Regions from separate parts of the Homo sapiens genome. Here region 1 is linked to region 2. A link is a contact called in ENCODE Hi-C or POLR2A ChIA-PET data. All regions are on one chromosome and are shown on one strand. Each heading gives the region's core, a stretch centred on a gene start or an enhancer-like site at or near the end of the contact. The rest is flanking DNA. Distances are from core to core; before and after follow the strand shown.

Region 1 (2,933 bases), core at 178-2,677, 390 kb after region 2:
ATACATTTATATGTGCACATAAAAGTATTTAAAATTGAATATTTATATTGTTTTAATTGTTTAATAACCACTCATATGTTACTTGTGTAATTATTAAAGTATACCAAAAGAGGGAAGAAAGCAGCATCAAAATGCTAGCAGTGGTTAATTCTATATGCTAGGAATGGAGACGATTACTATTTTCTTCTTTGAATTTTTGCTGGTTTCTAAAACAGAAAGATGGTATCTGCCCTAGGAAGTCACTATGATATACAGATAATACGGGGTAACACTAGTGTTAATTTCTATCCCATCACAATGAACAAACCACACTCTCACCCCAATCTCTGCTGCTCTAAGTAGTACAAATAACACTGAGCAAGATTCTTTCCTGTTTATGCAGCAATCAATATATTTAACTGACTATAATGTTGTTTATGTAGCCAGTGCAGGCTATCTATATTTCTGGAAACTTCTGGAAAGTTCTGTCAAATATTCGCTACTTTTATTTTAAGAGGCACAGAATGGAAACATGTCTTCTCTTTGCTGTTCATCATGCCCTGCATGCATGGACCTTCACAAAACAGCTGAGGATACCTGCAGGACAGAAACGGAATGCTTCCAAATATGATGCCACAGCTATCTTAGTTATAAGGTAGTATGCATGATTAAAATGTAAATTAAGGGGGAAACATTAATAAAAGTTGCATTAAATTCACATTTCCTGAATTGTGAGCCTCCTCTTCTTTTCCAGTAATGCTCTCCTACATTACTTCTACTCCATGTAGTCACTGGTCCCCAAAAAGGAGCATGGTAATGAGACTCAGGAGACCTGAGGTAGATATCTGTCTCTGTCTATAACCAGTTCCATGACTTTGAACAAGTCACTTCTGGCCTGTTTCCTCATGTGTGACAAGAAGGGGCTTATTTGGGAGGCCAAGCAAGAGGGTCACTTCAGGTCAGGAGTTCGAGGCCAGCCTGAGCAACACAGCAAGACTTCCATCTCTAAAAATTTAAAAATTAGCAAGGCATGGTAGCATACACCTGTAGTCCTATCTACTTGGGAGGCTGAGGTGGAAGGACTGCTTGAGCTAAGGAGTTTGAGACTGCAGTGAGCTATGACTGTGCCACCACACTACAGCCTAGGTGACCAAACAAGACCCTGTCTCCAAAAAGGGGGGGGGGGTAGATTTAATATCTAAGGTTCTTTCTAAGCCAGAATTCTTTATTTCTATAACTTTTTATTGTCTTTTAACTGTTTCTTAAGAACTTTGGCAGATACTAAAACAAACACTGAGATCACTATTGACTAAGAAAAAGTGAGTTGCCTTTATGGTTTGAGACTTTTTTAAGTATTGAAAATAAAAGAGAATTAACTTTTTTTAAACAACTGGTTAAAAGACCCAACAGTGAGGGAGCTGAAACCAGTGCCAATGATGTAAAAGAACATTTTAAATATAGATAAAGACCTGAACACCGTTGCTCTTTCACTTCTCATTTCCACAACCTGACTGCTGACCAGAGCATTGCTACCATCGCCTGCACAACAAAGTCAGGGCAAGTGTTTTTCTGAGAGATTATAAAGGAGCATGTGGGAGATGTCTCAATCTGATATGTGCTGATCCTGCTCCAAGCCAAGGAAGCAAGAGCAATAAAAGCTACCCTGGAAACAAGGTACAAGTGGTTGCTATTTTCAGAGGCTCAAAAGAAAACGCTCAATTCAGTCCTGTTTTATCTGAATTGTGAGGGGCACCTATATTTCATAATAATAAAACACTGTTAAAAGCTTCTATCATGTAAATACTAAAGAAGCCATTCATACATGAAGAAATGAACACAACATTTCTATGTTGTCATATCCAATAATTTTCTTAAAGTTTTATGGCATTCACATATTGGCAAAGTTAATGCACCTCCTTGTCTATGTAAATTGCCAAAGAATCATTCAGATGATCCGGTCTTTTGTTCACACCTTAAATGTTTAAAACCACCACAGTAATAAGTACCTAGCCCCGACTTCCTCTGGGAAAATTTCATCTAAGCAATAACAATCAGGTACTAAAATCACCCCCAGCAAAAAGGGAATAATTTTTATCAGTTACCTCATTCTTCTTGTAACTATGGAAGTCACTGAGGTTCAAAACACTGCTCCTGAGAAAATTATTGCTTAAAATTGTAAGTACACCCAGTTCATTGTTGAAGTGCTTAAACTGAGAATATTTTTTAAATAAGCTTTCAGAATCAAGTGAAACCATATTTGCCACCTGGCATACAGCACTTACAAGTGAGAGTTTCTTGGTGATGCTGACCTCAACCACATAACAACCCACACTGTAAATTTCTCTCCTTCCCGTAACAACTTGTGGCTTGATCATGCATTAATTCATCTAAAATTGTTCTTAAGCCTGCTTATATTTTAGCTTGTACAAAGTCACCAATCACTCATCCATGGCAACCAGGTGGATAAATCCACCACAAGTCATCCTAATTATAAAAACTATTTAAAAGTTGTGTGGGAGGTTTGAAGGTAAGAGGAAAATAATAAGTTATAAAGCAGTATCTTATGTAAAATGTAACCTTTCAATCATCATAAGCCTACACAAAATCAAGATTTTATTTATAAAGAGGAAACCATCAAACTATGAATATCAGAGAACACAAGAGTAGGGATCCAAGCAAATCTGACACACAATTCCTGAATCAGTCAGTATATGTGTACCTACCATGCACCATGGAATTGTGCTAAGAGATAAATATGTGTTATAGAACAAGGTCAGCATGGTCCTTTCTCCACGTAGAGTTTGCATTTTCATTCTTTCAACATTAAGTGCCTACTTTGTGCTAGACACTATGTTAAGACACCAGATTGACCAAGCCATACTTCCTCCCCAGAGGGACCTGTGACAAGGTCACAAGAAACAAGTATATGACCATAAATAATCCAGCTATCATCC
Region 2 (2,838 bases), core at 71-2,570:
AAACAAACAGAAATGCATAAATCTAGAGGCTAACGATATATAGTCTTCGTCATGTTGAAATGCTGCAAAAATATGGTGGGTTAGTTCACTTTCTAGTGGCAATAAGGTTTGGTGGAAATGTGGTAAATTTCCTCCACCTCAGCTATTTGATAGCATTTATAGTGGTATAACAGAAATAAAGTACGCTTTATTTACGAGAAGACTCATTCTATATTCAATTTATAATAATAAGCATGCTGGAAGAGCCATCTGGATACCTTATAAAAATGGTATTTTCCATTGGAAGTAAAGAATTTTAATCAGTGTTAGTTGGTAATTATTCATTTCACCATTTCCTAATCATGTCAAAAAAAATACGTTAAGCCAGAATTCACAATTTTTCCATTATGCAAAAACACCACCATATTGTTTTATCTACTTAGTAAGATCATTTTTTTCTATTTCATACACTCAGACCACATTGCTCAAAATAAGAAAAGGCAAATATAATAATCAAGCTTGATAAGCCAAGAAGCAGAGCAAAGATAGGAAAAAAATAATTTGATTTGAGGAATAAAAATATTAAATTACTACTTCAATGCTCTGAATGATAAAAGCACAGTCAGAAGCAGTCCATTTCTAAAAACTAAGTGGTATTTCAACAGCTCTAACAAAGGAGAACAGAAACTAGTCTTGGATTTTTATGAGAACTTTAATATGAATGATTTAAGAAATTATACTTTAAAAATCTCATTCAGTTAAAGTACAGATGTATATGCTACAACTTTTGGTTTTGGTTTTTTGTTTTTAGACAGGGTCTCACTCTGTTTCCCAGCCTGGAGTACAGTGACATGATCTCAGCTCCCTGCAACCTCTGCTTCCCAGGCTCAAGTGATCCTCCAGCCTCAGCTTCCTGAGGAGCTGGGATTACTGGCATGAGCCACCACACCCAGCTAATTTTTGTGGGGTTTTTTTTGTACAAATGGGGTTTCCCCATGTTGCGCAGGCTGGTCTCGAGCTCCTGAGCTCAAAGCTATCTGCTCCCCTAGGCCTCCCAAAAGGCTGGGATTACAGGCCTGAGCCACCGTGACCAGCCTTGTGCTACACCTTTGTATAAACCTACTTTAAAATACAAAAAGGTACTCCATTCATTCTTTTCAAAAGATTTAGTGAATGTGAATAATGTCATATTGCCTAGAGTAATCTTGATGTTTTTGTTCCACTGGAAAAAAACAAGGTCCCTTTAGCTAAAGCTTTTCTTCTGCTATTGTCACTTCAGCACTAGCAAAACTAGGGTGACAGCTCATAAAGAAAATAACCAAAAGCTCTCACTTTGTCCAATGACGTGGCAGCCCTCCAGCACTGGCATTTCCTGCCCCAAATTAACTCCAGGGGCCATAAGATCAAAGTAAGAAGGAAGTAGCTTGTCTTTCTCTTTAGTTGTGGTAGCTACTTTGTATTACATAGGCAATATAATTCATTGTTTCTTATATAACCGCTTATGCTATTTTACATTGTACTAGGCATCTGCAAACAAACAAATGTTATTTCTTGTTCCAAGTTAGGTAAAACTTGTAAATAAAACCCTGCAAAATGGCTCACAATAAATCAAAATAGTCCTACAAGAAAACAGAAAGCTAGAAAAAGATTAGAGATAAGGTCCTGCCAATAGATAATTCTATTTTAAAAGAAAAAAAATCAGCTGAAGTCCTATTTGGTTCTCATGAACCTGAAAAGATAGTTAGTTGTTTTGCCAGAAAAAGAGTCCCAGACATTATTTGGTCACTTGCCTGGAATAGCTTGGCATTTCTGCACCCTCAAGTAATAAAACTTACTTGTAAAACCCTTTAAGGCAACAGAGATTGCCTGTATTTATTTTCTAGGAAGGGAAAATATTGAAAATTATGATGTATTCAAAGACCACAACTATAGGAGAAAATGCCATACTGCTAAATGTTTTTCAGTTGACATGATCTTTTAAATCATCTCTATTGATCCCTTTATTTAAGATTCGATTTGGCTATTGTGAGAATAATGAACAAATAAATGAATGTGATATCCATTTGATATCTAGTATTTCACCAAAAAAAAGGAATAAGCCTGGATTTTTTTATCTTTGCCCTATTTACATTGTACAATGAGGAAGAAATTTTGGAACGGAGCTAACAAAAGATCTAAATTAAGACACCATTTTAAAGCTCTGGGAATTACAGTGGCACTATTACCCAGAAGCAAAAATCCTAAATGATTCTATGAACAGGTAACAAACTACAAAAAACAGGTAACAAGGGCCAGAGACTGGACTAGGTTGGTATTTCTTTTTGTTCAACAAGTATTTACTGCCAGAGACTGGACTAGATTGGTATTTCTTTTTGTTCAACAAGTATTTACTAAGAAACTAAAATGTTAGAAGCTTCAGGGGATACAAAGATAGGCAACTTCCCTGAAATAATTGAGAATTATCTATGGTGGGAAAAACTATGAGAAAGGAAAGAGATTTTTTAAAAATGCTATAGCAATTAAGCAGCTTCCAGATATATTTTGGGAAAATTACAGATAGTAGTAATTAGCCTAACCCTGATATGCAAGTTAATCATCTCTCCCATCTAGAAAGTTGTTCTTTTTGTAACAGAAGACACATAAAATAGTGTCTATTCACTTTATAAAAATAGCAATAAACCTCAAATTCCTCAAGTAGAAACAAAATACATTTTCCTCTAAATAAAAAAAACTATTTTGAGCTAGGAAAAGAGAATACCTATTAAAATGTATTTTGCTTGCTGGAAATCTGGTTCAACTCACAATTTCCCAGCAAAAGGAAAAACTAGGATAATTCTTTCTCTGACAAGATTGCCTGTG

The links. A loop is a pair of places that touch in the nucleus more often than their neighbours do. ChIA-PET counts read pairs that join two places held with the same protein, here RNA polymerase II (POLR2A). Pooled maps may share reads with other maps.
Region 1: a pooled map shows a loop between it and region 2 (8-fold over the local background). The contact joins two enhancer-like sites. A Hi-C loop is called at or near these places in 1 of 37 single-sample maps with no recorded cell type and 7 of 50 pooled maps. POLR2A ChIA-PET finds 5 or more read pairs at or near these places in 1 of 52 experiments (activated T-cell).

Annotation. Positions count from the first base shown.
Region 1 is chr7:111,526,269-111,529,201 of GRCh38, forward strand. The region is part of intron 1 of IMMP2L (inner mitochondrial membrane peptidase subunit 2); the gene reads right to left. Among named protein-coding and RNA genes, the nearest start is that of IMMP2L, 35 kb to the right of the region's middle. RefSeq lists enhancers at 943-1,012, 1,333-1,382. Within about 2 kb of position 1,428, at least 2 of the 41 ENCODE cell types and tissues checked have a DNase peak (open chromatin) inside an H3K27ac peak, as active enhancers do.
Region 2 is chr7:111,137,056-111,139,893 of GRCh38, forward strand. All of the region lies in intron 3 of IMMP2L (inner mitochondrial membrane peptidase subunit 2), which reads right to left. Among named protein-coding and RNA genes, the nearest start is that of LRRN3, 47 kb to the left of the region's middle. Within about 2 kb of position 1,321, at least 19 of the 41 ENCODE cell types and tissues checked have a DNase peak (open chromatin) inside an H3K27ac peak, as active enhancers do.